Regions from separate parts of the Mus musculus genome. Here region 2 is linked to region 1. A link is a loop called in an ENCODE intact Hi-C map of the cell type or tissue named here. Cell type or tissue: heart. All regions are shown on one strand. Each heading gives the region's core, and the rest is flanking DNA. Links, peaks and the distances in the headings are about the cores only. Region 1 holds the start of Clcc1 (chloride channel CLIC-like 1). Region 2 holds the start of Sars (seryl-aminoacyl-tRNA synthetase).

Region 1 (2,911 bases), core at 138-2,637:
CGAGGTTTCTCGGTGTATCCTGGAAACGCTGTAGACCAGGCAGGCCTCGAACTCAGAGATCCGCCTGCCTTTGCCTCCGGAGTGCTGGGATTAAAGGGTGCCCACCGCCCACCAGACAATTTTCATTTCCAATATGTGCCCAGACAACGCTGAGAAGAGCACTTTTATAATCAGTATCATGGAGAAAACCTGACGTTTTGCACCTAATTATAAACCCACAGACTTACAGCATCAACTAACTTAATATACTCAAATTAAATTTGGAGTTTCATACCATTACTCCAACAAATCCAATATATATATATAATTTTTTGGCCGTCAGTATTTGTTGCAGATTCTGCCAAGGTTTCAGATAACACAAGCAAGGATGCTCTTGCCCCAGGGTGGGCCGCTCGGTATATTCGCAGGGTTAGCCGAGACAAGGGGAATGACTGGCGGGCGCTGTCTACCCGCGTAAGACGGAACAGGGAATCGCCACGGGCCCAGGCCCCGGCACCTCTCACGCTGCCGCGCCGCCTCCCACGCAGACCCGCGGGCCGCCCCGACACACCGAAGAGCGCCCACTCACGTCGAGGGTCCTGCCTGCTCTTTCAGAGGGACCCGGGCCAGCCCGGCCGCGGAAGACGCCGAGCCGCCTACCTCAAACACGGTGCACTCGGACTGGAGTCCCGAGCGGACTCATCGACTCGCTCGGCCCGCAGCTGTGCGGCCTTCCCGCGCGCGTTGCTGATTGGCTGCGCCGCGGGGGCGGAGGCGGGGGCGGGACCAGGCCGCGCTCCTCTGCTCTGAAGTAAGGGCTTTTCAATTACCCAACCACCAGTTCAGTTCAGACGGTCGTGGCTAAAGGAGCCAAGTACGTCTAAATAAGTAAATAAGTAATAAGTAAATAAGGAAAGAAAAGAAAGAAAGAAAGAAAGAAAGAAAGAAAGAAAGAAAGAAAGAAAGAAAGAAAGAAAGAAAGAAAGAAAGAAAGAAAGAAAGAAAGAAAAAGAGAGAGAGAGAGAGAGAGAGAGAGAGAGAAAGAAAGAGGGGGGAGGGAGGGAGAGAAGGAGAGAGAGAGAGATAGAGAGAGAGATCTACTTCGAACATAACTTTCTAAGTGGAAGATAATGGTTAACTAGTACTATATATAGTGAGGGAGGCAAATGGGAGTTTGGACGTAAGGTTTGTTTTGTGTTTATCTTCAACTTCTGGCTTTGCAGTTTCCAAAGTGTCCAAAGAGGAACCCCACCCCAGAAATGAATACAAAAACTAACTGGCAATGAGACACTGTTAGTATTTAATTTGGTATTCTTGGGTATACATACATCATTTACAACTTTTTAAGATTTGTAGTCGTTTTAGATTTATTTCATATGTATGAGTGCTTTGCTTCATATAGTATGTGTTCCACGTGCGTGTCTAGTACATACAGGGGTCAGAAGAGGGGGTTGGATCCCCCTAGATAGGAAGTCCCAGATAATTGTGGCACCAACACGTATTTTCTTTTTAATTCTGATTGTGTTTCTGCATATGAATGCAGTTGCCAGCAGAGGTCAGAGCTGCAGTTGCCAGCAGAGCATCAGGTACCTGAGATGCAGAGTTATCGGTGATCTTGAGCCACAAAACTCGGTTGCTGGAAACCGAACTTGAGTTCTTTTAACAGCTAAGCCACTTCTCCAGCCCCATTGCTACTGTGGCTGGTAGCCTTTCAGATGTAGATGATAAGATCCTACTGCTGTAGCAACCATGTGTGTACAGAAGTCAAGATGGAACTGGACTGAATGCTTACTCTGGAAGGTTAGCTTTCATAACATAAGGATGCCTTATGGAAGAAGTCACCAGCAGTCTTGCCCTGCTGTGACCTTGTATGTTACCCGGCTGCCCTCCCAGGCAAGATGTACCCACATTTGCAATAGTGGCAAACTGTTAAGTGGGTAGCCATCTTCTTTCCAGCTTGATTTGAGGCCCACTCCATAGGAGGGGATTCATGTCCGGCACAGTAGACCTGATCAAATCTGCGTCTGGGAGGTCAATGCCCTAGGGGGGAAGCTACTGTTCTTTTGCTGACTAAATGTATCATACATATCAAGCAGCCTTCCAAATATTTATGTTTACCCAAACATTAGTACTGCCTTCAGCTTTGGGCAAAGAAGCTTCATTTTGCAGTAGTAGTGCTTAATACAGAGACTCATAACTGCTCAAAGTGCTGAGAATAAGTGGCTTGAATGCTCAGCCCTAAATGAAACATCTAACTTGCTCCTTCCAAAACTCAAAGAACATCATTTGGTGGGTTGGGGGGTGGGGGTGGTAATGGTAGAATCTGAGAGCCAGAGGAAGGGTAGAAAGGTAGGCGTGTTGTGGACTCTTGTCTCCCTGGCACGACATGAACTCACTAGTAGCTAAGAACTGTTACAAGGCAGTATCTGTCTTGACGTTGTGAACATGACATGTGAACATGGAACAGGGCTATGGGCAGTTAATGATTGCTTGAGGAGAGGAGGTATTTTCTTCAATGGTATAGCAACTAATTAAGTTGCCAATCTATACTGTAAATAACCTTTCACCTTTGCTCACGTAACCAACCCTAATTAAACTTATATTAGCTGAGTCTCCACTCTTCTTTTTAATAGCATGCATTAATTATAGATAATGGTTTCATCGTATTTTCATGTTTATAATGTATTTTGATCAAACCCACTTATTATAACCCTCTTTTGTCCCCTTCCCCCTCCTCCTGACCCACTTTCCACATCAGTTCTTGTACAGTCACATTTTATTTGTGTGACTCAATAGGTTTAATTATGGATGCTTACACATGAGCATGGATAAGGAGGAGAGATTATGAAGTTAAGGTTATCCTTGGATATAGGGATTTGGGGCCACCAAACTCCTTTATCCATCTTTATTGGTTATTTTCCTGTTGCTGTGA
Region 2 (2,864 bases), core at 365-2,864, 210 kb after region 1:
AAGCCATCACTGCCCAGTAAATAATTTATTTTTATTTCATATGCACTGGTGGGGTTTGTCTGCATGCACGTCTGTTTGAGGGTGCCAGATCCACCGGAACTGGAGTAACACAGAGTTGTGAGCTGCCACCTGGGTGCTGGGAATTGAACCTTGGTCCTCTAAAAGAGAAGCCATCGGTCTTATCTGCTGAGCCATCTCTCCAGCCCAAAGAGAGGTATTTATAAACAATAATAAAACTAATAGAAAAAAAAAACCCTGGAGTTTGTTTTGTTTGTTTTTGAGAGGCCAGAATTTCAAAGTGATTTCTGGAATTACACTATAAAGGACTGATGCACTCCTTAGGCCCCACCTCTCAAAGCACCTGCCATTGTTTTCATACCTTAGATTACACGGATCTTACCCTCTCAGGGGTTCAGTGACCCCCAACACTTTGATGACAGTCTTCAAGTATTTTCTGCAAAGACTGCAGCTCTCTATCCTTAACATTTATTATTATAACTTCTCTTGGCTGCTTTCCATTTTCCAGCCGTCCGATTGCTAGATACTCAGGAAAGTGTTCTTTTTAGGAGAAGACACAGGAAGGGGAGAGCAGGTTTGTGGGTTCCGTGTTAGTTAATGTTTTCTACTGTGTGAGAGCAGTAGGTTTTTGGTTTGGTTGTATGTGTGTTTGGTTTTTGAGACAGATTCTCACTACACAGCTCTGGCTGGCTTGGAGTTCGGTATTTAGAACAGGCTGGCCTTGACTTTACAGAGCTCTCTACCTCCGATGTGATATAAAAGGCACCTACTACTAAGCCTGACTAGGTTTGGGTTTTTTGGAGACATGCTGGCCCTGAACTCATGCACCCGCTGCTCCCACTCACAAGGGATGCACATGGACATGCACTACCACATCTGGCCAAGAGAGGTAATTTCAAATGAGGTCTTCTCACTTTAAGAGTAACAGGTGTGTGTAGGTTGGGCTTGGTGGCACACCCCTTTGATACCAGAGACTCCCCAGGAAGAGGCAGGCATCTCTGTCTGAAGCCAGCCTGGTCTACATAGTGAGCTCCAGGACAGCCAGGCCTATAGATTCTATCTCAACAAACAAAACAAACAAACAGACAAAAAGAATAACTTGAACGTGTTGATAGAATAGCCTGGCAATGCTCAAATTACATAAACATAGAATAGTTTCAATCGTAAATATAAGCTACAACTTCTTGCAAAGGTCTATTGGATTTGGGTGAGGGATATGTGAGAAGAGAGGTGTGCTCATCTCATGGACTGTCTTCTGACACCCAACCCTTCTTCCCCTGGTTTTCAACACAAAACTGTAGCCAAAGCTGCAGGAGACCGGGAGGGGACAAGCTCAGATTATCCTGCCTCCTAGCCTCCCTCCAGTGTCTCTGTTTATTAAGTCCATCAGGGTCTCTAACCTTGTCCTTTTATCTCAGGGGGGCTTGGCAAAGGTTTGTTGCGGGAGGAAGGGGGTAGGGCTAGTATAAAAAGAAAAATAAAGGATGAAATGGCACACATCTTTAATCCCAACATTTTGTTTGAGGCTGGCCAGGTTTACATAGTTGCTAGTCAGAGCTACACTGTGAGACCCTGTATCAAAACAAAAAGCCCCAGGGCTCGAGAATCTTGAGGGTAGGTAACTGGGTGTGTGCTCTGTAATCAAGATAGAGGAAAACTGGCATCTGCAAAGTGCATTGTCTTCCAAGTCAGCTTCGGTCCACACCGAGATACTCCCTTCAACCAGAGGAACCTGAGGCATTCACGATTTCAGTGGGGGGCGATCAGAAGGCCTTTCAGTAAGGAGTTCAGCAGAGAAACAACCCGCATAAGGCTACCACGCCCTTTTCACTTCTCACCACTCCCTCTGGACCCTGCCTAACACTGCGGCTTCCGGCGAGCTAGGCGCCGCCCCCTCCCGGGCTGCCGGGTGCCTGCGCAGTGAGACCAGGTCAGCGCGCAGGCGCAGTGCATCGTCCACCCGCCGCTTACAGTCCTCTCTTAGTGTTAACTGGTGAGGTAGAAGGATGGTGCTGGACCTGGATTTGTTTCGGGTGGATAAAGGAGGGGACCCAGCCCTCATTCGAGAGACGCAGGAGAAGCGCTTCAAGGACCCGGGGCTGGTGGACCAGCTGGTGAAAGCAGACAGTGAGTGGCGACGATGTAAGTACCAGGAGCTCGCAGTATCCCTTGAATCCCTCATGGCTTCAGAGGTCACAGCTTACAGCTTTTGTCAGATGCTCCCGCGACTGGCCGGCTCTACCGGCTTGTCCGTAGAACAAGCTGGGAACCGGGCTTGTCCCCCTCTCCCTGCAGCTCCCGCGGCCTGGGTCCCTCCCCGCGCGTGCTCTATGCTGACTGCCGCCAGTGCTTTAGGAAGGAGCTGCACGCACGCACGCGCAGGGAGAGCTGTCAGGCCCTTGCGTAGCTACAGCAAGCCAGAGCTGGAGTTTTACTTGGGGGGCGGGCTGGGAATTAATTTTCTATACATTTTGGTCATTCTCAGTGTTTTATTCGTCTTTAGCAAACCCAGCGTAGTCCTCCGGGTTTTGCAGGGATCAAAGGCTGCTCTCTCAGACTGAGTGACTTCTGCAGCACCCTAGGATTACTCCACCCCAGTCGAACCATCTGGGGACTTTGGAGGCTACTCTTGACTAAATGCAGTGACCCTGAAATTTGGGGTGGCCACTTCTCCAACCCTGAAGGCATACCTTTAAGAATCAGGCTTTTCCGTGCTAGATCAGATAGGACGGAGGGGTGCTGTAAGGCAAGAAAAAGCTTGTAATTACTGAGGATGGTTGTGATTTGTGGTAGTTTTCTGGAAAAGACGTTGGCAGCGTAGAAGTGACCCATCGTCATTCAGGAAA

The links. Peaks named below come from ENCODE experiments on the same cell type or tissue, not always from the same donor. Only the 100,000 strongest peaks of a DNase experiment are listed, where the experiment ranks them.
Region 2: a loop joins it to region 1, with 2.2 times the contacts of the local background. A loop is called at or near these places in 1 of 42 quality-filtered maps.

The regions. Positions count from the first base shown.
Region 1 is chr3:108,651,709-108,654,619 of GRCm38, reverse strand. It overlaps Clcc1 (chloride channel CLIC-like 1), which reads right to left and starts at 707. Exons shown (of 12, transcript NM_145543.2): 1 at 640-707. In heart, for the core only: a CTCF peak has its summit at 1,522 (motif pointing right); a DNase peak (open chromatin) is centred at 719; H3K4me3 peaks cover 1,534 bases; H3K27ac peaks cover 699 bases.
Region 2 is chr3:108,444,293-108,447,156 of GRCm38, reverse strand. It overlaps Sars (seryl-aminoacyl-tRNA synthetase), which reads left to right and starts at 1,898. Exons shown (of 11, transcript NM_001204979.1): 1 at 1,898-2,160. The coding sequence starts at 2,025. In heart, for the core only: CTCF peaks have their summits at 912 and 1,916 (motif pointing left); DNase peaks (open chromatin) are centred at 1,906 and 2,346; H3K4me3 peaks cover 1,603 bases; H3K27ac peaks cover 1,559 bases.